Regions from separate parts of the Homo sapiens genome. Here region 2 is linked to region 1. Evidence: chromatin loops called from intact Hi-C (ENCODE). Cell type or tissue: sigmoid colon. All regions are shown on one strand. Each heading gives the region's core, and the rest is flanking DNA. Links, peaks and the distances in the headings are about the cores only.

Evidence for each region. A loop is a pair of places that touch in the nucleus more often than their neighbours do. Peaks named below come from ENCODE experiments on the same cell type or tissue, not always from the same donor. Only the 100,000 strongest peaks of a DNase experiment are listed, where the experiment ranks them.
Region 2: it touches region 1 in a loop (2.6-fold over the local background); 4 of 110 quality-filtered maps call a loop at or near these places.

The regions. Positions count from the first base shown.
Region 1 is chr22:38,391,912-38,408,741 of GRCh38, reverse strand. TPTEP2-CSNK1E (TPTEP2-CSNK1E readthrough) reads left to right here and starts at 9,827. Exons shown (of 15, transcript NM_001289912.2): 1 at 9,827-10,304. It also overlaps the pseudogene TPTEP2. RefSeq lists a cis regulatory region at 4,416-4,602, enhancers at 4,229-4,728, 4,729-5,230, 10,315-11,098 and a silencer at 9,770-10,049. In sigmoid colon, for the core only: no CTCF peak of the experiment used is centred there; DNase peaks (open chromatin) are centred at 9,801, 10,241, 10,462 and 11,357; H3K4me3 peaks cover 2,850 bases; H3K27ac peaks cover 1,954 bases.
Region 2 is chr22:38,458,736-38,466,757 of GRCh38, reverse strand. LOC124905116 (a long non-coding RNA gene) reads left to right here and starts at 5,090. Exons shown (of 2, transcript XR_007068096.1): 1 at 5,090-5,271. RefSeq lists enhancers at 853-1,354, 2,781-3,280, 4,851-5,351. In sigmoid colon, for the core only: no CTCF peak of the experiment used is centred there; a DNase peak (open chromatin) is centred at 5,077; H3K4me3 peaks cover 707 bases; H3K27me3 peaks cover 4,493 bases.

The DNA of each region.
Region 1 (16,830 bases), core at 7,193-12,192:
GGGATTACAGGCGTGCACCACCACACCCAGCTAATTTTTTGTATTTTTGGTAGAGACAGGGTTTCTCCATGTTGGTCAGGCTGGTCTCAAACTCCTGACCTCAGGTGATCTGCCTGCCTCGGCCTCCCAAAGTGCTGGGATTACAGGTGAGAGCCACTGTGCCCGGCTGAGTTCAACTTGTTTAGATTCCATAGTTTAAGTGAAATCACGCGTACTTGTCTTTCTGTGCCTGTGTTATTGCGCTTAACATAATGTCCTCTAGGTTCGTTCACGGTGCTGACAGTGACAGGACTGTCTCTTTTTTTAGGCTGAATAGTATTCCATGGTGTATATATACCACATTTCCTTGATCCATTCATCCACCGATGGACATTTTCAGTTGTTTCCACAGCTTGGCTATTGTGAATAAAACTGCAATGAGCATGGGGTGCAGATGTCTTTTTGACATACTGATTTCATTTCCTTTGGATACACACCCAGTAGTGGGATTGCTGGATCATATGGTAGTTCTATTTTTATTTTGTTTTTGAGGAACCTCCATACTGTTTTCCATAATGGCTATACTAATTTACATTCCCACCAACCATATGCAAGGATTCCCTTTTCTTCACGTCCTCTCCAACACTTGTTATATCCAAGATGTATTTCTAAAGATCATTATCTATATAATTTCATTAAACAAAATATTTTATATGAAGGACAAATGACCTGGTTTCCCCAACTAACAAATTGCAAGGAAAATAGAAGAGATAGAGTAGGAACCTATAGATTGAATGAGATTTAAGAGACATTGAGGCCAGGCACGGTGGCTCACGTTTGTAATCCCAGCCCTTTGAAAGGCCGAGGTGAGGGCCGGGCGCAGTGGCTCACGCCTGTAATCCCAGCACTTTGGGAGGCTGAGGCAGGCAGATCACCTGAGGTCAGGAGTTTGAGACCAGCCTGACCAACACAGAGAAGCCCCGTCTCTACTAAAAAAATACAAAATTAGCTGGGTGTGGTGGCGCATGCCTGTAATCTCAGCTACTTGGGAGGCTGAGGCAGGAGAATCGCTTGAACCCGGGAGGCAGAGGTTGCGGTGAGCTGAGATCGCGCCACTGCACTCCAGCCCAGGCAACAAGAGCGAAACTCCATCTCAAAAAAAAAAAAAGATTAAAACCAAAAGATTTTTCATTGTATTAATAACAGACAAACTAGGCTTCAAGGCAAAAGTATTATTAGAAACAAAGAAGGAGTATATAACTCCAGGAAGATAAAAACAATTCTGAACTCTTATACACCTGATAACACAACCTCAAACTATATAAAGCAAATCAAGGAGAAGCTAACAAATCCATTATTCTAAACAGAGTTTTTTTTCCTTTCTTTCGATAATGCTGGTGCCAATATAATTAGAGATTTTATGACAAACATTCAGTGACTGACACATCAAAAAGATGAAAGAATCACTAAGGATATAGAAAATATAAACAGGGGCCAGGTGTGGTGACTCACGCCTGTAATCCTAACACTTTGGGAGGCTGAGGCATGCGGATCACCTGAGGTGGGGAGTTCAAGACCAGCCTGGCCAACATGGAGAAACCCTGTCTCTACTAAAAATACAAAATTAACCGGCATGGTAGTGCATGCCTATAATCCCAGCTACCTGGGAGGCTGAGGTAGGAGAATAGTTTGAACCCGGGAGGCGGAGGTTGTGGTGAGCTGAGATCATGCCATTGCACTCCAGCCTGGGCAACAAGAGCGAAACTCCATCAAAGAAAAAAAAAAAAAGAAGATATAAACAAGACAGATATTCAATATCATTAGTAATAAGGGAAATGTAAATTAAAGCCGCAGTGGGTTGGGATTTTACTCTCACTGGCTTGGCAGATATTATGAAATTGAACGGTTTCAGATTTGGCAAGGAAATGAATCAGTGAGGACTCTCATCTGCTTTGGGCGGGAGTATGAACTGGTTCAATCTCCTGCAAAAATAGTTTAGCCTTGCCTAATAAAGTTGAACATGTTGCACACACAATAATTGAGCAATTCTCATCTTACACTTATTACTTAAGGAACATATATGTGGCTAATAGTAAGAAAAAAGAGAAATACAGCTGGGCATGGTGGCTCACACCTATAATCCCAGCACTTTGAGAGGCTGAGGCGGGTGGATCACCTGAGATCAGGAGTTGGAGACCAGCCTGACCAACATGGTGAAACCCTATCTCTACTAAAAATACAAAAAATTAGCCAGGCGTGGTGGCGGGCACCTGTATTCCCAGCTACTTGGGAGGCTGAGGCAGGAGAATTGCTTGAACCCGGGAGGCGGAGGTTGCAGTGAGCTGAGATCACGCCATTGCACTCCAGTCTGGGCAACAAGAATGAAATTCTGTCTCAGAAATAAATAGAGAGAAAAGAGGAGGTGCAGGCATAGAGACATACAGGGGTATAATTCAGGTGTTAGCAGTTTTTATGGGTGATGAGTACATGGTATCTCTATTTTTTTAAAATTGTATGTCTTTTGCATGTATATCTTACAATAAAAATTATGTCTATATATTTGAATATATCATGTCTGTAGGTCAATAGTTCTGGAAGGAGACCCCAGACTGTTCACTGTGGCTCTTCCTAGAAAGTGTTATTGGGAGGCCGGACGCGGTGGCTCACGCCTGTCATCCCAGCACTTAGGAAGGCCAAGGTGGACGGATCACGAGATCAGGAGTTTGAGACCAGCCTGACCAACATGGTGAAACCCCATCTCTACTAAAAATACAAAAATTAGCCAGGGGTGGTGGCGGGTGCCTGTAATCTCAGCTACTCAGGAGGCTGAGAGAGGAGAATCGCTTGAACCCAGGAGGCGGAGTTTGCAGAGAACCGAGATCGTGCCATTGCACTCCAGCCTGGGCCACAGAACAAGACTCTGTCTCAAAAAAAAAAAAAAAAAAGTGTTATTGGGGGACAGGTGCATTCAAGGAGGAGACTTATATTTTACCCAAATATTCCTGGATGGTTTTAGTGTTGTGTTTTTTTTGTTTTTGTTTTTGTTTTTTTATAGACAGAATCTAGCTCTGTCACGCAGGCTGGAGTGCAGTGGCGGGATCTCGGCTCACTGCAAGCTCCGCCTCCTGGGTTCACACCATTCTCCTGCCTCAGCCTCCCGTGTAGCTGGGACTACAGGCACCCACCGCCACGCCCGGATAATTTTTTGTATTTTTTTAGTAGAGACGGGATTTCACCGTGTTAGCCAGGATGGTCTTGATCTCCTGACCTCGTGATCCACCCGCCTCGGCCTCCCAGAGTGCTGGGATTACAGGCGTGAGCCACCGCACCCAGCGGTTTTAATGTTTTTACAGTAAGTGCATATGACTTGCATAATTTCAAAGACCTAATTACAGCAAGTGAAGCAAAACAAAACCCAAATAACATTCACTTGAGATGAGCGAAAATGCCACGGGGCCATTTGCAGAGGCAGGCTGGTGGGATGGAAAGAGCCGCCACTTTCTGGCAAGTGATGGGACCTTCCTGAGGCTCAGTTTCTTCATCTGTAAAATGGGCCCAGTGGAGTCCTGTCTCACAGAGTCCCTGGAGGATTAGGGAGAATGAGATGGGCAAGGGGCCTGCCTTAGCCCTGGGTGCTCAGTGGATGTTTAGGAGGACACAGAAGCACTGAAAAGAGGGGGACCGGGCCGGATGCAGTGGCTCACGCCTGTAATCCCAACACTTTGGGAGGCCAAGGCAGGCGGATCACCTGAGTTCAGGAGTTCAAGACCAGCCTGGTCAACGTGGCGAAACCCCGTCACTACTAAAAATACGAATTAGCCAGGCATGGTGGCACGTGCCTGTAATCCCAGATACTCCGGAGGCTGAGGCAGGAGGATCCTTTGAACCCGGGAGGTGGAGGTTGCAGTGAGCCGAGACTGCACTACTGCACTCTAGCCTAGGCAACAAGAATGAAACTCCATCTCAAAAAAAAAAAAAAAAAAGAGGGGACCAGTGTTTTGGGAGTTCAGAAGAGGGGCTAAAGATTATGAGACTGGGCTGGGCATGGTATCTCACTCCTGTAATCCAGCACTTTGGGAGGCCAAGGCGGGCAGATCACTTGAGTCCAGGAGTTTGAGACCAGCCTCAGCAACATAGCGAAACCTTGCTTCTACAAAAAATACAAAAATTAGCCAGGTGTGGTGGCGAGGGCCTGTCGTCCCAGCTATTTGGGAGGCTGAGGTGGGACGATCGCTTGAGCCCTGGAGGCAGAGGTTACAGTGAACTGAGATCACACCACTACACTGTAACCTGCACAACAGAGTGAGACCCTGTCTCAAAAACAAAGCAAAACAAACAAAAAAAAAAAACGAGTGTGGGACTGAGAACAGGCTTTCGGCTCTGGGGTGGGGGAGGTGATGTGTGTGTGCCAGGCCTTGGGGGACTAGGAGAAAGTGGAGATGGGGTCAAAGGATGACATATTTGACTGGGGCTAGGAGGTGAGAAGGACGGGGTTAGTCCAGGCCAGCCAGGTCTGGGCGGGGGCAGTGCTAGGGGAGGGCGGGAGGGAAGAAGCTTTGCTCAGCACCCAGCAGAAGTGAGGATAAGGACTAACAGGCTTTATTTGGAACCAGGGAAGTCATGCAAATATATGCAAAAGATCATGCAAATGAGCCTGGCTGGGTGGCCGGTGGGAAGAGGACCCAGCTGGCGATTTTGTTCCTAAGTGTGGTCCAGGGCCACCTGTGACAGAATCACCCAGGAGCTCATCCTGGCCCCTGCCACCCATAGCCCTGCTGCTTCCTCCCTTTGGGGCTGCAGCCCAGGAGTCCACATGCCCAGGGAGCTCCCGGGTGACGACTGACTTCCGCATTCATTCATGGACCTGCGCGTGGTGACGCATTATAATGATACCACATTATAATATGTAACACAGACATTCAAGCAGAAAAGTATGTCTCCCTCCCACCCCCATTCCCAGACACAACCCCCGGTGCCAATTCCTTGTGTGTCCTTTTTTTTTTTTTTTTTTTGAGACAGAGTCTCACTCTGTTGCTCAGGCTGGAGTGCAGTGGCGTGATCTTGGCTCTCTGCAGCCTCCGCCTCCCAGGTTCAAACAATTCTCCTGCCTCAGCCTCCTGAGTAAATGGGCTAACAGGCGTGCACCACCATGCCCGGCTATTTTTTGTATTTTTAGTAGAGACGGTTTTCGCCATGTTGGCCAGGATGGTCTCCAACTCCTGACCTCAGGTGATCTGCCCGCCTTGGCCTCCCAAAATGCTGGGATTACAGGTATGAGCCACCGTGCCTGGTCCCTTGTGTGTCCTTCTGGAAGCTACTCTATACATTCCCAGGTGATTCCGCCTCCAACTGTTCAGATCCACTGCATCTTTGCATCTTAGGGCGATGCCTCTGGGTCACTCTGAAACTGAACTGTCACCCTTACATGTCTTTATTCACTTACTCAAAATTCCTGAGGAGGCTGCTGAATGCAGGGCCCATGCCAGGCACAGGGGAGACTCCGCTCTGCCCTCAGGAGCTCGCAGGAGATGGGGAGCCATTCATTTACAAAAGGCAGCAGCCCAGTGGTTAGAGCCCCAGCTCTGCAGTCAAGATGCTGGGTTCGGCAAGACCTCTCCTTCCCTGAGGGTAGTAATGGTACTTGCATCTCAGGGCAGCAACGTCATGGGCAAGAGGCTCATGCAAGCGTGAGAGCAGAGCAGTGTCTTTAATAAATGCTGCTTTCCTTCCAGAAAACAAGACTTTGCCTAGAGCAGATGCAATGGGGTCAGGGAGGCTTTTTGAACATTCGCTGGCCAGGCTTGGGGCCAATCGGTATGAGCTGCTGGTGGCAATCAGGGCTTCTCTCTCTTTTCTTTTTTCTTTTCTTTTCTTTTTTTTTCTTTCCTTCCTTTCTTCCTTCCTTCCTTCCTTCTTTTCTTTCTTCTCTCTTTCTTTCCTTCCTTCCTTCTTTTCTTTTCTTTTTTTCACCCAGGCTGGAGTGCAGTGGCATGATCTCAGCTCACTGCAACCTCCGCCTCCCAGGTTCAAGCGATTCTCCTGCCTCAGCTTCCCGAGTAGCTGGGACTATAGGCAAGCACCACCACACCCAGCTAATTTTTGTATTTTTAGTAGAGATGTGGTTTCACCATGTTGGCCAGGATGGTCTTGATCTCTTGACCTCGTGATCTGCCCACCTCGGCCTCCCAAAGTGCTGGGATTACAGGCTCGAGCCACCGCGCCCGGCTGGGCTTGTTTTCTTGTCCCATTCTCAGGCAGAGCTCTCTCTGGCTACGGTTCCAGTGCTGTGGGGCCTGGATGGGCAGCTGTGACAACAGAAGGTCCACAGCCCTTGGCCTGTGTTCAGGGGCCCCGGGGCCAGGGGGAGCCCGGCAGTCTCTCCTGTGCTCATTCTGAGTCTCTCTGAATCAGCCCTTACCTTCAAGGCCTGCCTCCTCCAGGCAGCCTTCCTAACTGCTTCAGCCAGAAGGGGAAGGGGAGGACATGCTCACCACCCGCCGGGCTTACTAAATACCTGCTGCTGGGTCCAGCGCTATGACATTAAAATAAATAAATAAATAAAAAATAAAAATAAACTCTAGTTTAATCCTTCCAACCCTTATGGAAGGAGGCATTTCACACCCACAGGTGCGGCAACTGAGCCTCAGAAAGGTGAAGAGACTTGCCCAAGGCCGCCCAAAGAATCAGCCTCCATGTGGGCTCTAAGTCTGCCCTGTTCCTGTCTTTGGGACTCCCGCCCGGAGAGCCCGAGCCCCTCAGCAGCAAAGTCCCAGGGACTGTGGAGGGACTGGGATAGCTGGACTCCTGTCGGCAGGGATGCTCATCACTGGGTGACCTTGGTGACATGGCCCGCTCTCCTTCCTCCCTGGAACTCGATGATCTCATCTATCAAATAGTGCCTGGCCTGCGACCCAGGGAAGCTGGGAGCATGTCTTGTCTATACCTCCAGTCCCTCTGGGCCCCTCTCCCAGCCTCCACACACTTCTCCAGCTCAGAGGGTGCCAAACAAGCTCAGCACCCCCTGCTGCTCCCCACCAGGCCCCTTCCAGTCCCACAGTCCCCCATTTCCTGGGCCAGAGTCCTGAGCAAACCCTTGGAGTCTTCCTTTTCTTGCCCCCACATGCAGTCACCAGGTCCTTTAGCTTCTCCCAACAAAGGGCCCCAGCTGGCATCTGTCTCCACCAAGCTTTGGGCTCCCCACAGGTGGGCTCAGGTTGACTCAGCTCAGAGAAAGTTAACTGCGGGACAGGTGCACAGCTCAGCAGCAGGAGGTGGCAGAAGGTGCTGACCCTCCTCGTCAGCTCTGCCTGAGCTGTTTGGACAATTGTGAAAAATGAGGTGTAGCTGATGTTTGCTGCATTGAACCAAGGTGAAGTGGGGCTTTTCTGCCCCTTCTCCAAGTACCATGTGCAGAGCTTCTCTTTTGGTTCCATTCTTTGTTTTTTTTGCTGGCATCTAGTAGCACCTGACTCCTTTAGAGATGGCCTAGGAAGGGAGTGATGGCAAAGCTGGATTTCTTGTGGGTGGAGCTAAGCATAGGAAGACCAACGTTCGATTTTCAATTTTCACTTCATGCAGTTATGAGTTTCTAGCTTTTATTACAAAACCAAATGTTTGCAGTGTTCTCCTGTTACTTTTGGAGTTTCCATATTTTAATTGTTTGAACTATACATGCTTTCCAAATAAATGGGAGGTATGAGTCTCACATTCTAAGGGAAGAATGTGTCTCAGGGAAGCCCTCCCGGACGAATTCAGATCCCTCTATGTTCTTCTGAAAACACAGTATGTATTTGCAACCCAGCAGTCAGTCACTGGCAGAATTTTGCAACGATTTCCCAGTTTCGTTGGCACGACTCCAGGACAAGGTTCTTTGTAATTCTTTGCTCAAACATAAGGAGGATCACATATAAATAAAACTCTTAGCGGATAGATCAGTGAATATAATCATCTTTCAATTTTAAAAGCTACAACATAATAAGGCACTTTTTTTTTTTTGAGGGAGGCAGCGAAACAGTAACAAATCATGATGCTATAATGTGAACAAAGTGGTAGCTTTGGAGGGCACAGGGGGAAAACAAGCACAACCGTTTTTGCTCAGAAAATAATTCAGTAGCAACAAGGTCTGAGAGCCAGGAATCTCCTTGTTCTTACTGAAACGATTATTTGTCAAAATATTTGATTGTTTCCCTATTCCCCCTGAAAAGTTTGGACTTTTCTTTTTGCTCGATTTTGACACTGGAATTTTTAACTGTCAGTGCTATTGTGTTTACAGCATTCAAGTTCTCAGAGTTCAAAGGTTATCCATTAACATGTAGAATGAGGCTACACTTAAAGGCTCAACCTGGTTGCACTTGTTCATAGTTTCTTTGTTGTGTAGCAAGGCTCATAGTCATTTGTTTTCATAAAGTTAAATGAAGTTTCTTGTTTATGAAGTGTTTTTGGACTGTGTTTTAGAATGTGACAATAAGATTAAAAAATATATTTTAAAGATAGGTATTCATCTTTTGTCAGAAAAGGACTCCTAATACTAAAAGTGATCAATATCAGTGGACTTGAGTGAAAAAAAATTCACCCAATTTAGTTTTTTAGTGCTGGCCTAAGAATCTACCGGCACTGCTAATTAATTGTGAGTAATTGATTGGCTTCCTTTTTAAAAAAGACTAACCAGACCATATGGGGGGTTAGTAGTTATATATAAAATGACAGCAAAACATGACACTTGGCAAATTCTTCCCCTTTGCTGAGCTGTCTTCTCAAATTCCTTTTCCTATTTATTAAGATTGCATTGCTCACCAGCTCCGGATCGTTTCTGTAGTGCGTTCTTTCTTTTGATTTAGGAAATAGATATTTTAAATGCTTTTCTTGATGTGTTTTAAAGTTTTTTCATTTTGGATATGCCGAAGGCCAGTAAAAAAACAAATATTTGGCTATTTTGTTGGTAGCGACTTGCATAGATCCATTTCACATTTGCATTAGTTTGCATTTTGGGGTAGAAAAATTGTGGATATGTTTGTTATGTCTGTGGTTCCTCGAGGCTTACTTAAAATGGGGAAATATCACAGGCCTTAGGAATCAGGATTTTTTTTGTCCTTTTTTTCAGTAAGAAAAAAAAAACAGTTGGGAAACGATTTAAATGAGTTGTGCGTAGGGAGGAGGGGAAAGGGTAGCGGTTTTTTGTTTTTTTTTGTCCCCGGTTTCCTCCAAATGGATTTCTATCAAAACCAAGTAGATTCTTGGAACCTAGTCTAAGTTTAGAAATCTCAAGTTAGAATAGCGCAAGCCCAGTCCTTTCAGAAAAAAAAAAATCAGAACAATTAAATAGCTTTCTGAAGATACTCATTTAAAAACTTTATCTTCTCGACCTTCCTCACGCTTGAAGAAAATCTGAGGTGTTTTTCGCGCACAGCTGCCTTCTAACCCGCGAGCAACGGCGTTAAGGTTTTGTTTGTAATTCGGGGTGACCCAGGAGTTCGGGCCGCGGGCCCCTCCCCTCGCCCGGGCACACCTTGCAGAGGAGGGGGCGGCGGGGACGGGACCCGGGTCTGCGCCTGCGCACACCCTCGCGGCCCCCCCCGCCCCCCCCGCCGGGTACCTGTCACGGCTACCGCCGCGGCGCTCGCCCGCCACGTTAAATCGGATGGCGGGAGTAGGGGTATGGGGCGGGGGGCGCGGGGAGGGTGGCACGGCGCGTGCGTGCGCGGGAGTCGCCGAGCGATAACTGGGAGTGCGCGCGCTCGCCGCTCGCTCGCGTCCCGGAGGCGGAGTCTGTGGCGGGGGGCGGAGCGGGGGCGGGCCTATGCTAGTCACGTGGGCGCGGGGGCGGGGTGGGGCGGGGCGGGGCGTCTCCGAGCGGCGGGCCGAGGGAGGGCGCAGCAGCTGCTCCCTGAACACTTTCTGACCCAACAGTCCCCCAGCGCCGGACGCGCCGCGCCCTGGCGGCTCTAGGGACCCCCCCCGCGCCTGCACTTAGCCCCGCGCCCGAGGTGAGCCCGGCCCCTAAATCCTCCGGGCGGGGGTGGGGGTGCGGGACGCTCCTTTTTTGTTGGGGGTCTTGGAGGCGCGAAGGCACTAGGCGCCTCGGCAGATGGCTGCACCCCTCGCTTGCGGCTCCCCGTGTCTTTTGGGGGGCCGGGTGCGGGCGCGGAATCCGGGAGGTGTCCGCACAAAAGGCCGAGAAAACTGCGCGAGGCCTCCCTCCCTCCGCCCTCCCCGCCCCCTCCCCTCCGCGCCCGCTCCTCCTCTTTCAAACCCGGCCGGCCCGAGTGGAGTCAGCTCAGTCCCGGCAGCCGCCGCGCGAGGAAATGGCCGAGGGGCCGGAGCCACAGGTAAAGGGGGGCGCCCCCCGCCCGCGCCAGCCGGGGCGCCCGCCTGGTCCTGCGGAGGCTCCCGCGCCGCCCCCGAGGCGCCCGGCTCTCGTTGTCTTGTCCCCCCCCAGGATGACCTCAGTTCCCCGTCTCAGCTTTCTAGCTGCTCTTTCTAGGGCGCCCCCTCCCCAGCCGGCTCCTGCGCTTCCGCTGGCGGGAAGGTGCGGGCGATCCCGGGCTGCATCCGCTCTTGGCCGTCACACTCACGCCGCACGATTCAGAAGGGCTTGGGGTGCGGGGTTCCCTGAATCTCCGCCGGGAGCGGGGGTCCGGGGGTCTGCGGGGGTGGGCGGTGGGGGGCTGTTCCGAAAAGTTGGGTCGCCCCGCGGGGCGGGTCTCCCAATTTGCCCAGTCGGCCCTTGGGGCGCGGGCGGAGGGGGGACGTTGGCGTAGGGTCCCCCGCGATACCCCGGGAAGGGCCGGGGGAAGTTGGAAATGGCCAAAACAATGCGTCGGGACAGGCTTCCCCCGTAAACAATGGCCGGGACGGTCCACACGGGCCAGGCGGAGGGCGCGTCTAAGGGACCGCGGGAGGGGCTGGGCCTCTCCGCGGACCCCGAGGTGCGCCGGGTGACTCCCTCGGGTGCCCAAAAATCTGTCCCCGGGAGTCCTGGGGCGCCTGCTTATCCCTGAGCAGGGATGCACGGGGCTGCGTTTCCTGGATGTGTGCGATAAGGTGGCTTTTTTTTCCCTCCTCTAATTTTAAAGATTTTTCTTAAGTCTTAATGTTCTATAAACACTTAAAGAATATCTTTACAACTCAATTGTAGTGGAACACCCAAAGGCAGCTGGAAGCAGAACTGGGAACTCTAAAGGGCAGGAAGGATTGAAATGCTAGCCCAAAAGTGCTGCTGCTTTTTTTTTTTTTCTTTTCTTTTTTTAAAGGGAAGTTTCTGCCAGGAGGTGCCAAGTGGTGAAACCGCTCAGTTTCAGGCACAGCCCTCTTGTCTCTCGATTTGGCCCCGACTGCGAGCCGGACGGGATGGTGGAGGGGCGGAGGGCGCTGCTGGGGGCCTGGGAGGCTGGATTTAGGGCTGCCTGGGCGGTACCGCCCGAGGGGCAAGACCCGACAGCGGGGCGCGCGCCGCAACGTAAGTCCCGGGGATTTGAGAAGACGTTCAGGGCCTGGGTTGGAATCCACATTTTGGGATTCTGGGTAGGGCCACCGAAGACGGGAAGGCGCATTCTTGGGCGGATGGGGTGAGCAGGCGGGGAGTTTTCCGCCAGGTTTAGTTACAGGAGCTAGAAAAGGCCACTTCTGGGACCCTGGCATCTGGGCCACCCTGAGAGCCCCAGAAACTTTTTTTTCTTTTTCTTTCCCCCCCACCCCCCAGAAAAGGATAGTCATTTCAGGTTTAAGGCTTTGGTGTATTGTTCCACTTCGAAATTCCTTGAGCCTCAGTTTATCTTCCTGAATCAGCCTATGGTGCTTGCAGCGGAGAAAGTAAATGGCGGTTGCAGTGGTCCACTGGCCAGTTTGGGGGTCCTGTATAATTGGCCACTGTGTGTGTCAGGCCTCTGAGCCCAGGCCAGGCCATTGCTCACACAAAGCTTGTTTGGTGGTCTCTTCACACGGACGTGTATGAAATTTGGTGCCGTGACCCCAACCCTTAAGAAGGTTGTTTGTAATTCTCCCCACCCTTGAGAATGTACTTTGTGAGATCCACCCCTGCCCACCAGAGAACAACCCCCTTTGACTGTAATTTTCCATTACCTTCCCAAATCCTATAAAATGGCCCCACCCCATCTCCCTTTGCTGACTCTTTTCGGACTCAGCCCGCCTGCACCCAGGTGAAATAAACAGCCATGTTGCTCACACAAAGCCTGTTTGGTGGTCTCTTCACACGGACGCATATGAAAGTGTGTCCTACAGCGTAGCTAGGTTTCTTAGTTTTCTAGATCGTTTGGAAGCATTAAGCTGTATGTTTTAAGAAGCCTAGGTCTGATTTAGTTCAGATTGATTCAATAATGTCTTCATCGCTTTTGAGTTGGTTGAATGACTTGACATGAGATTAAGCTCAACAAAAGAAAAGGTGAGGTAGCAACAGCTGCCGTCCAGGCCTGGCCACTAGGTAGGGGTCTTAGGAGGCCTTTTACCTTCTCTTTTGTATATGTCAAGAGGGACATTTACAATGTTCTTATTTTACTGTACTTCTTTCCCCTGAAGTGGATGTTCTTTCTTGATTGATATCAAACAAGACTTAAAATGCTAAGTTTTATGATACTTAGACAATGAGTAATAGATGTAGTTTCTAAAAGCCTTTATGTGTCTGCAGTGACAAGTGCAGAGGAATAACCTCATTGCTTTTTGTCTGAAAATATAACAGGCAAGCCACTAGTTTGTGCTTACTTAATGTGTGCTAAGAACTTTTAAGGTATGTCCTTAATGGTAGATAACTTTTTTCCTTCTGAGAAGTCATATTTATTTTAGATATTGTTTTGTTCAATATTCTGGAGACTAATAGTGTTTCATTTTGTTTCTTAACCCTGATGTTGCTGCCATTTTTAATCGGTTATATTTAAATTCAAGAGGCCGTAAGTTATTTAAAATACAGTTGTCAGTAGTTACAAGGCAGATTTATCATTTATTTTAATTGTTAGAATAGGATTAATAATCTGTTTGGAATTTTAATTATTTGGCATGATGAGGAAAGCTAGTCCTTTAGAATTGTCTTTATTTGCCTACAGAAGGAGGAAGTAGAGGACAAGATACGACTTTTATTGGTGAAGGACACACACTTTTTTCTTTAGTGTCCCACTCTTTTAATCCTTTTGTCTTCACATTTTTCTAACGCTTTGCAGTTTGACCTTTGCTGTTTTTTAATAACTTGTGAGATCGAAGTTTAGCAGTTGTGTTGGGTTCCTATTCCCTTTCACTTCTTACTCAAAAAAAGGAACTAATACACCACTTAGAAAAAATTTGTAGAAAACTTTTCTCCCCTTTACCCTGAGGAATCTATTTTGGTAACAGGTCAAAATTTTTTTCCACGTAGTAGGGGAGGAAGGAGGAGCAGTGAAGGTTTTGACTTTGACTGCCTTTACTTTTTTAAGGTGGGGGTAGATTTGCATTTTCTTTGTGAGCCTCCATTTTTGGCAGGAAAAGTTCAGGGAGGAGTAGGAGCCCCTAATCCCCTTCCAGTGGACTTGTTTTGGAGGAAATCTGAAAATAAGACTTAATCATCAAGTCACTTATAGACTGATGAAATAATTAAGGAATATAATGGCCTGGCAATGACTAAGTCGTTCTATCTCCTCATTGCAGGTACATGCTTATCACTTTTTTCTCTCTTAACAACGTTTATTATGAAATGGCATGTTTTCGCCACAGCAGGGTAGCCATTTCCCAACCCTGGAGCACTCTTAATTCTGAGATGCCTGATTAGAGCCTCAGGGGTCCCAAAAGATGTGCTGTTTTCCCACTTTATAAAATTACATTCTTTTCTCACAGTTGTCACAAACATGATATTGGTTGATAAGAACTTTGGAGTAGTTTTAATGACTCTTGACTGCCTGAAAGATGCCACTTTAAAAAAGGAGCTACTTTTAGCTGACTCTATTTGAAAGTAAATGATTGGACCCTTTTTATGTTTTATATGAAGCTTTGTTTCCATTTGCTTAAAAAAAAAAATTCAAATTGTCCCATTTCCTGTATGCCCATATGGCCTGTATGTTATAGATTTTGAGGTTGCTGGGTATGATTTGTTTTAAATGGTTCTTTCCTAATTTCCCATTTCAGTTTAATCCCTGAGCAGAATGTTTAATGAATGAATTGGGAAGGTGAAGCTGAAGGACTGAGCAATGGCTGTTTTCAAGCCTTAGAATTAGAAAGTAGGAATGAAAAACATGAGACAGTTGCATAAACTGAGTATTCCACTGATAAAATAAACGTAATAAGATTTTAAATCCAGTTCCTTCAATTGAAATCTAACAACAGAATAGTTTTTAGATTACTGGGATATTAAAAAATAAAAACCTGAAAGGTATTTACAGAACAGCTACCAACATGGAATTAAAGGAATCTCAATCTTGTTAAATATTCGAAAGAGTGAAGGGTTTGGTTACAGCATGTAAATTAAACTTGAGACAATGGCGGGTGGAGGGGTCTTGATCCGCACACCTCTTTTCCAGATTCTGCGGCGGGGAGGGGTGTTAAAATTAAAATGCACATGGAAGAAAAAAGTTTATTACACAAAGACGGCAGGAAATTTCTTGAATTCGGGTGAAGGAAGCCTGATTATTGAATATCACTTAATGGCCTCATTTTAGAGGCAGAATAAAAACTTTTCTGAAATGCTCATGTTTTTGGAGTAAGGTGAACTGGGTTATTTTTCCCCAACCAGTAATAACAGACAAATTTGCAGTGGTATCTGGGGCAAAGGTTTTTGAATTTAGACCACGAAGAGAGATAGAAATCTGACTTTAAGAAAGTGGAAGAACAGGGACCATTCTTTCCTAAAATCTGCAGCTCACGATGACATGCTCAATTATTGTACACATCTATCTTCCAGATAAATAGGGGGGAAGCCCCCGCTAGCCAGCTGCCGCCACATATTACCCTTTTATATTTAATGTTGGAATGCTTTCCATTTGAACATTTGTTGACTGACTGTTCTGAACATCTCCATTACTTCCTGCCCAGGGTATCAGCATAATTGAGTTACTGGAAATTTGGGGACAGTTTGGTAATTTTATGATAAAGTTGAGAAGTAAAATTACTAAACCTGAAAGGGCAGCTGAAGAAGTTGTATGAGAGAGTTAGTTGGATTCCTTACTTAGCCTTTGTTCTTATTAAGCTTTACAAAACTTGTTTCTGACCTCCACATGACTGTACTTCCTATAGAAAAGCTCCCCCAGACTCAGAAGCTAGGTTTTTAACAGACTCGTGTAGTGTTTCTGTATTGGTGTTCCATTATTTTCTGGTGTGTCTGGAAACCTTTGGAATTTAAAATGTAGTTAAATGGACTGGAAATGTAGACTCTAGACATTTCTTGAATCAGCATTAGGAATAATAGTTACTTTTACTTCTACCTCTATCAAATAAGGATAACATAAAGCATCTCAGTTATACTGAAGAAGTGTTTCTTTCTTTTGTAATCAATATAGAGTTTTTCTTCAGTTTATAAATCGACTGAACAATGATTGTATTATTAATTGAAAGGAGACTTTCCCCCTTGATTTTGAAAGCAAACAGGTGACTGGAAAGAGCCAGATATACAACTTTAGTATGTAGTCAGCAAAAGATAGGATGGGGAGGGGAATATTTAAATCTTGCAGAAGAATGATCTTATGCCTTAAAAGGCATTGCCTAAGCTTGTATTTAGCTAGGTTACTTGAATTGTGTTTAATTCAGAGCGCTCATTGGAAAAAGTGGTATGGTGTACTGGTCTAGTAGTGGGTATAGTTATTTGTGTGTGTATATATATATAGATAGATGTGTGTATACACACGTTCAGTGTTTTCATTGCAGAGAGTTAGTGCAGGTAAAGATAGAACAGTTTATTAACAGTTAATTAATTTGCTGAAATCTTTTTTTTTTGGTGCAGTTAGGCCTGTCAAATTTTTACAGATATTTAAGGTTGTACTGGTTAAGTAGTAGTAATAGGAGAAATGGATAGCAATGCTTAGTCTTGCTTAATTAAAGTTTTTAAAAATTCACTTTCCTTATAACTTTTTTTCAGATCAGGATGTTTTTAAAAACCACTTTGCAGATGACAGTATCTGTTAATATTGAAACTAAAACTAGTATGTTATACTTTAAGTTCTTACTAAGATCCCTTAACTGACCTTAACTGATTTAGGATGAATTCAGGCAGTTTCTAGTTAATGACACTCAAATATGCTATATGATTATATTTTTATAGTACTTTGGTCTCTAATCCTATTTAAAATTGGTAATTTATGAACAATTTCAGCAAAATGAAATTATTTCCTTTACAAGCTTCCCAAGTTGAAGAGTTTAGGTTGTAACCTTAAATATAAACTTTGAATATTCCAATCTTTTTCTTTCGCTTAACTTGGAAGCATCTTTCCACAGCTAAATTAGGAAAGTTGGGTTGACCATTTAGCCTCGTGGGTGTGACCCCTAGTAATTTCCTTGAAACAGTGTTGAAGAATTTAGAGCATTAAAAATAAAAAATAAAAAAACCTGTAGCTTTTTGATTGTTAGTAGATGGCTATGCAGAGTTTTCTCCACTTGTCAGATTAAGAAAAAATACTGTGTGTAAAAGACAGAGGAAAAACTTTCAGAGAAAATGTAAACTTCTAGCCAGGTCTTGGAGATAATTTTGTAGTTTTCAGGGTACAAATGCATTGGCCAGAGAATAGCAATTTAAGTTGAATTTTTTAATAACTCCTTATTTGGACACCTCAGTAACTTGGGAAAAAGTAGCTTTGTTAGCAGTATGACAAATTGTGTATAAATATAATTTTTCTGTGTTTTTGAGGACTTGAATACCTTATTGCTTTGTATTATGGTAGATACATATTC
Region 2 (8,022 bases), core at 2,451-7,450, 63 kb before region 1:
GCCTCCCTGGTTCAGGCGATTCTCATGCCTCAGCCTCCCAAGTAGCTGGGATTACAGGCGCCCGCCACCACGCCAGGCTAATTTTTGTATTCTTAGTAGAGATGGGGTTTCACCATGTTGGCCAGGCTGGTCTCGAACTCCTGACCTCAGATGATTTGCCTGCCTCAGCCTCCCAAAGTGCGGGGATTACAGGCGTGAACCACCGCGCCCAGCCAAGGCAGTCCTTTGAGACCCCAAACGCAGTCCAAAGACCAGCAGCATTGCTACCGCTTGTTGGGAATGCAGAATCTCAGCCCCTCCCCAGGCATTCCCGGGTGAATCAGACTCCGATGTGCACACGAATCCCCTGGGGATCGTGTTTAACTGTAAAGTTCCAAAGGCACTCATCTAAACAGCACTGTGAGGAAGCAGTGGCCTCATTCTCATTTCACACATGGGGAAAGCGAGGCAGGGAGGCTAAATAACTTGCTTGAGGTCACACAGACACCAAGCAGTCCTGTAGCCCAGATTCCAACACACGGTCTACCATGAAATCATTCCCTTACACTGTGGGTTGCCATGGCAGGTGATGAGCACCCTGTCGCGAGAGGTGGGTGAGCGGCCGGTGGACGCTCATTTGTCAGAGACTCAGCAGCAGGCCCTCCTGCCCTGGCAGGGAGGTGGTGACCCCAATAGCCGTCAAGTACTGAGCATCTGGGTGCCAGGCATGGGTCAGGCCTGTTACTCAGGTTCTTTCCATCAACAGGCACGTGGTTCAGCGGCCTTCAGAGCCTCGCTTTGCAGGGGATGAACCTCGAGGTCCAGGGAGGTGAGGTGCCTAGACCAGGTCCCTCTGGGAGGAGGAGCCAGGCGCTCATCCCTGAGCTGCGGCAGGTTCCGAATGGCCCTTCTGTTCCCCGCTCCCCTCCAACCCTGCCCAGATGCCTCCTCCTCAGCCGGTGCCCAGAGAAGGCGGAGGCTATTTAAATCCCTCAGGTGTGGCTGCGGTTGTCTCTGCCCAACCAGCTGGCATTTCCTTCTCAGCGCCCACCTCCTCCCCAAGCCAGAGAAAAGCACGTGCAAGTGCCATTTGGTGAAAACATCTGTCCTCCTGGGAAGCAGCCCCCACTGTGTGTGTTGGGGGGGACGTGGGGCTGGAATGAGGCTGGATCCTCCCCTTCCCTTTATTTCCTCAAGACCACAGGGAAACTGGCCAAGGCCAGGGAGAGTCTGAGGAGGGACCGTGGTGCTGGAGGGGAAGGAACCCAAGCTGAATGGCTCCAGGGGCTAGACCTTGTCCCAGGCCTGCCACTGTGGCCTTGAGCCTGCCACGTCCCCTCTCTGGGCCTCAGCTTTCTCATCTGATAAATGGGAAAAATAAAGACAGATGTAGGCCAGTCACGGTGGTTCACACCTGTAATCCCAGCACTTTGGGAGGCAGAGGCAGGGGGATCACTTGAGGCCAGGAGTACAAGACCAGTCAAGGCAACACAGCAAGACTTGTCTCTACAAAAAATTAAGAAAACAGAAAATAAAAAAAAGATTAGCCGGGCATGGTGACAAACCTGTGGCTCCAGCTACTTGAGACGCTGAAGCAGGAGGATCGCTTGAGCCCAGGAGTTGAACGCGGCAGTGAGCTATGATTACATCACTGTATTCCAAACTAAGTGACAGAGTGAGACCTTGTCTCAAAAAGAAAAAACTAAAAAGAGGCCAGGCGCAGTGGCTCATGCCTGTAACCTCAGCACTTTGGGAGGCCAGGTGGGCAAATCTCTTGAGCCCAGGAGTTTGAGACAAACCTGGGCGACCTGGTGAAACTCTATTGCTACAAAAAAAAAAAAAAAAAAAAGACAAAAATTATGGCCAGGCACAGTGGCTCACGCCTGTAATCTCAGCACTTTGGGAGGCTGAGGTGGGCGGATCACCTGAGGTCAGGAGTTCGAGACCAGCCTGACCAATATGGTGAAACCCCGTCTCTACTAAAAATACAAAGATTAGCCGGATTAGTGGCGAGCGCCTGTAATCCAAGCTACTTGGGAGGCTGAGGCAGGAGAATCGCTTGAACCCAGGAGGCAGAGGTTGCAGTGAGCCAACACCAGGCCACTGCACTCCAGCCTGGGTGACAGAGTGAGACTCCGTCTCAAAAAAAAAAAAAAAAAAAACACACACACAAATTAGCCAGGCGTGGTAGCACGTGCCTATAGTTACAGCTTCTTGAGAGGCTGAGTTGGGAGGATCACCTGAGCCTGGGAGGTCAAGGTTGCAGTGAACTGAGATTGCGCTACTCTACTTGAAACTGGGCGTGGGTGACAGTGAGACCCTGTCTCAAAAAGAAATGAAGTATTGCAGGTGCTTAGCCATTGCTCTTTGCATCCAGTTTTCCTGATGTCCCTATGAAATGGATACTATGTCCTTATTTTACAGATGAGGAAATCGGGGCTCAAATTTGTCTCTTGCTCCCCAAGGTCAGTCACATGGCTCTCCTCTCCCCAAAGTCCTAAGGCTCTGTCCACAGTAATTAGCCCCACCTCTTTTGTGCCCACTAGGCTCCCAGGTGGAGACTTTCAAAGCTCCCCATGGAGAAAAGGGGAAACCCTTTACTCACGGAAAACATTTGGCTCTAGCCCCTGCCAGCACTCTGGCCACCTGCATGGTCATTCACGATCTGTCCCTGCTGCTGGGTGGATTCCAGCAAGTCCCTCACGTCTCTGAGCCTCAATTTCCCAACACTCAAAAATGTGCCTGCTGCAGGGGAAAGCAAAGAGGGAAATTTCCTTTAGCTCAAAGGGCAAGGACTGTTTTCTTCTCACTTAACAAAGCAAATTCTACGTTCAAAGTCAGATTTATGGAAGAGAGAATGGGGGACTTGCTCAATTATTTTTTAAAAATAGGTATATATAATCTCTCTCGCTCGCTCTCTTTTTCTGGTCCTAGCCCTTTCTTATATTTCACCACTGTTTGGAATATCCTGCAAACTGCCTCCAATTCTGTGTGGAAGGAAATAGGGGTGTAAAGTGAAAATCACTCCACTTAATTGGCTGTCTCTCACCGGGCAGGGGCCTGGAAGGAAAGCTATGTCCCGGGCTTCCGGGGCTCCCTAGAGCTTCCTCTAGGCCGCCAAGTCTTCCTCTGGCCTAGGCGAGTGGACGCTCCCCCGTGGAAGGAATGACCTCTTCCCAGGCAGCCCCTGAGGTCCCGCCCGCCCGGAGGCGCGGACGAGTCCATTTCCTAACCGAGTGCGGGGTGGGCCCAGCCTTCCTCTCCCTGCGGTTCCACCCCAGGTGTTCGGGAAGCTCTTTCCCCAGCTCAATATATTTTGAGTGACAGGAGGCAGGGGCAGCGGGCCGCATTTTACTGACACACCAAGGTTATAAACACCAAGGTTCAAAACCTCTCTTCCCGTTTTAGTTACAAACACATTTACTGAAGACCAGCTGGGCACCAGGCGCCTTGAGGGTTGAACTTAGGTGCAGCCTCCAGGGGCCTTTCTGGTGCTGTGGGAGGTGGGTGCCTGTGCACGGACTGGACCGCACAGAGGAAAAATGGCAATCACTGTCTGTTGGAGGGAGTCCCTGGGAGGACTGCTCTTAAAGAAGGCTTTAGGGCAAATGATGCTCTAGTGGGCTTTGGAGGGTGTGTAGGAGCTTGCCTCGGAGACAAAACCTTGGGGAAGAGAAGAGAGTCCCCAGTAGAAGGTACTAATTGCACAAAGGCGAGGAGATAAGACGTGGCCTGCCCCCCCGCCCCTCAGTGCCTTTTACTTGTACCATTCATTATTATTTATTATTATTATTATTTTCAGACGGAGTCTCACTCTCTCACCCAGGCTGGAGTGCAGTGGTGCGATCTCAGTTTACTGCAACCTCCACCTCCCGGGTTCAAGCGATTCTCCTGCCTCAGCCTCCGGAGTAGCTGGGATTACAGGCGCCTGCCACCACGCCCGGCTAATTTTTGGATTTTTAGTAGAGACAGGGTTTCACCATGTTGGTCAGGCGGGTCTCTTAAGTCCTTACATCAGGTGATCCACCTGCCTCGGCCTCCCAAAGTGCTGGGATTACAGGCGTGAGCCACCGCGCCCGGCCTGTAGAGGCCAAGGAAGGGAAGAAGGAAAAGATGAGCATTAAGGTTAGACAGATGAGTTAGGCCCTCAAACTCCACCACCTAAGAGCTATCTGAATTTAGACTAGCTAATCTCTCCAAGTTATAGTGTTCACATCATTAACCTGGGTATAAACCAAGTACCGACCTCATACAATAGTTATCCGGGTTAAAGTTAGCTAAATATCTAAAGCGATTTGCAAGATATAAACCACGCAATGCACGTCACCTCAGCTCCTTGCTTCCCTTCACAGGCAACTGAGGCCCAAAGAGGGTCTGCCAGAGCAGAGAGGGGCAAAAACAGACAACTCCAGGGTTTCAGATGGTGACCTCTCCCTCACTGGTTTATTCCTGAAGATGTGAGACTTCTAGGGCCTGGAAGTCTTCTGTGTCTTGATCATGGTGGTGGTAACACGAGTTTTATGAGTATGTCTGAAAAATTAATCGAGCTGTACCTTTTTTTTTCTTTTTAAGAGACAGGGTCTCGCCTTGTTGCTCAGGCTGGAGGAGGAGTGCAGTGACAGGAATGATAGCTCACTGCAGCCTCGAACTCCTGGGCTCAAGCCATTCTCCCGGCTCGGCCTCCCGAGTAGCTGGGACTACAGGTGCACGCCATTACACTGTTATTTTTTTCTAAAAGACAGGGTCTCGCTATGTTGCCCAGGCTGGTCTCGAACTCCTGGGCTCAAGTGAGCCTCCCGCCTCGGCCTCCCAAAGTGCTGGATTACAGGCGTGCGCCACCGCGCCCCGCAGAGCTGTACTTTTAAGATGTTCGCTGTACTATTTGTAAGTTACACCTCAATTAAAAAGAAAAGCATAATAACCCGGGCCGCGACGCCCCCACCCCTCGCCGCTGGCGACAGGTGTCTCTCGGTGACCAAAACGCGGCTCTCAGCGCGCGGAGTCGTGCGCCTCGCGGAGGCCCTGGCGAGGTTCCTACGGCAACCGCAAGCCGCTCGCAGCGTCTCCAGAGTGACGAGGCGCGAACGAAGACCCGGAGCCCGGATTCAGGAGTCACAGAGCGAGGCTGGAGAGAGACCGCGGCTGGCCAAACGAGGAGGGGAGAGGCTGGGCCACCCTTCGTCCTTGCGCTGGCATTCCGAGGACTTCCGGCAAACACCACTCCCCAGCCCTGACGGTGGCCACAAGCCGCTGCTTGAAAACACCCCTGGGGATTCATTCTCAGCTTTCCAGGTGGGAAGATGGAGGGCCTGGCTGCCCCCCCAGTAACTCGGGGCTCATCAGGGGCAGAGCTAGGCCCTGCACCCGGTGGCCTCCTTCCAAGTTCGTGCAGTGCAGCCAAGTGCCAGGCACTGGGGCTGGGTGCTGGCACCCCCTTGGGTTATGGGTCCAGCTCTGCTAGTAACTTACTGTGTGGTCGTGGAGTTCTCTCTCCTCTCTGAGACTCAGACATGGGGACACCTCCACCAGTATCTCAGAGTAGCTGTTACCAAGCGTGTGAAATAATGGAGTGTGAAAGCGGCTCACCAACTGGAACGTGCCTTGCGCATGCCACAGACCATCACAGTTGCCACCCAATTGCCATCTTGTCCTCTTTATCGCCCCAGCCCCTGGGGCTCAGAAATCTCTGTGCCCAGAAGTTTCAAGTCTGCGGGTGAGAGTCTACTCCACTTTCCCCTTCGAGAAGTGGGTCCAGGGCAGCTCTCCTGAGCACCAGTCATCATCTAGTCCCCAGACTTAAAGGGGTTCAGAGAGACACAACCCTTCATCCACCTGCCTGCCACCTCCTCCTTACCCTCTGCCCTGTGGTTGTAGAAGTTCCCCACTAAGTAAGGATTTCTGGAAACCCTAAGACACAGCACCCCAGACAGAGTCTACTGGGTAACACAACTGATTGCCCTTTAGATGCCACAGGCTGGGCATGTGTTTGGACAGTTGTGTGTATCTGTGAATATGTGTGTCCATGTGCTGTGAGGGTATATGTACACTGGTGTGTGTGTGTGTCCGTGTGCCTGGCATGCATATATTGGTGTACGTGTGTATTTGGGATGGGTGTGTGAATATGTGGATATAAAAGCATGTCTTTGCGGCTCCATGGTGTGTGTGTGCAGGTGGATGTTGTGTAGTTGTGGCAGACGTTTACCCGTGCATCTGATGCAGCTTTGCTGATGTGTGTGTACCCCTCGGTGGGCATGCGTGGGACTGTATTTGTGGTGTGTACAGTGGATGTGGAGAACTGTGATAACCTGTAATTGTGTATGTGTGGGAGTGTGCTGGGGGGTCTTGGGTGCGGGGGTTCTGCTCCCCCCTCTCCTATCACCTGAGTGACCTTCTTCCCTAGCTGAGGACTGTGACTGAGATCACAGGCATGCATGGGACAGCTCCTGCCCTTCCACAGACCTGTGGCTGCCCAGGTCTTGGGCCAGGGTGGGCACCAGGGGCCAGGGTGGGTGGGTGAGCCTAGGGCGAACACTCATGTGCCACCCCCTCCCTGCCTGGTCTCCTCCCCTCCCCACAGCAGGAGCAGCAGCGGGAAAGGTTGGCGGAGGGGGGCTATTTTGGGAGCGTCTCCTTAGCAACAGCTGCCACGGCCGTCTGTGGCGGTTTTTCTATAGGTGCTAAAATATTCCACCCTGGTGACTACTGAGTGCTGGGGGGTGGGCGAGGGTGGAGGTGGAGGGCAGGAGAGACCCCTACAGTCCTCTGTCCCCAGGGCACAGCCTGCTGGGATGGGTTCTGGGCCTCTGGCCCCCCAGTGTCCCTTTAATCACCTCTGGACCTCACCCCCTGGAAGCTCCTGGGACTTTAGAGCTCCGAGGCAGGCCAGCTGTGTCCTGATCTGATTTCTAATCTAAGTATCTGGGCTACCTCAGTTTGCCTCATCTGCAGAATGGGCTGGCTGGACCTTTTTTTTTTTTTTTTTTTTTTTTTTTGAGATGGAGTCTTGCTCTGTAGCCCAGGCTGGAGTGCAGTGGCGCGATCTCAGCTCACTGCAACCTCTGCCTCCCGGGTTCAAGTGATTCTCCTGCCTTCGCCTCCCGAGTAGCTTGGATTACAGATGCGCACCACAGTGCCTGGCTAATTTTTGTATTTTTAGTAGAGTCGAGGTTTCACCATGTTAGCCAGGCTGGCCTCAAACACCTGACCTCAAGTGATCTGCCCGCCTCGGCCTCACAAAGTGCTGGGATTACAGGCGTGAGCCACCGCGCCCGGCCCTGGCTGAACTTTAAGACACTCTCTAGGACAAAAACCTCTGGCCTCTGTGACTCTAGCATTTTGAAGTGGCCTTTTCCGTCTCCTCCCCAGCTGTCCACCTGCCTGGCCCAAGTTGCCCTCCCTTCCACTCCTCTCAGCCCTCTACACAGGCTCTCAGGGCCCCTGTAGGACCCAGGAGGTGTGAGCAGGACCCCACAGTAAATCGGTTAGTGAGTGCTCTGCTAGCCTGGAATGACCTTTCCCCAGAAAGTGGAAGTTGAGCCTGGTTCAAATCCTGGCCCAGACAGTTGCTTACTGCCTGACCCCAGACAAGCCACTTCCCCTCTCTGTGTGTCAGTTCAGAGTCCTCACCTGTGAGGTAAAGACAGGCATAGCCCGTACCCCACGGAGATCTTGTGAGGATCAAAGGAGAGAATGGAGAATGGAGATGGCCAGGACGTTTTACCAAAGTGTATGGTGGACAGAGGTTTTACAAGCATTCTCCTCCAAACTTCAGAGCGAACCTCCTTCCTCCAGACCATTGTTCCTGGCCACACCGGCCCTGCCACTCATGGCATTACTGCCCGTGCCTCAGTTTCCCCATTGGTAACAGGTGCCTGGAGAATTCTTGCAAGAATCAAAGGAGACAATCCCTGCGAAGGTCTGGATAGTGCTGAGCTAGGGGTACGAGTGCAGGGGAAGCAGGTTGTCCTCATTCCGTCTGGTGGGGGGGCGCATCTGTGGTGGATCATGACAAAGCCCACTTACCCTTGGGAGACCTAGTCCACA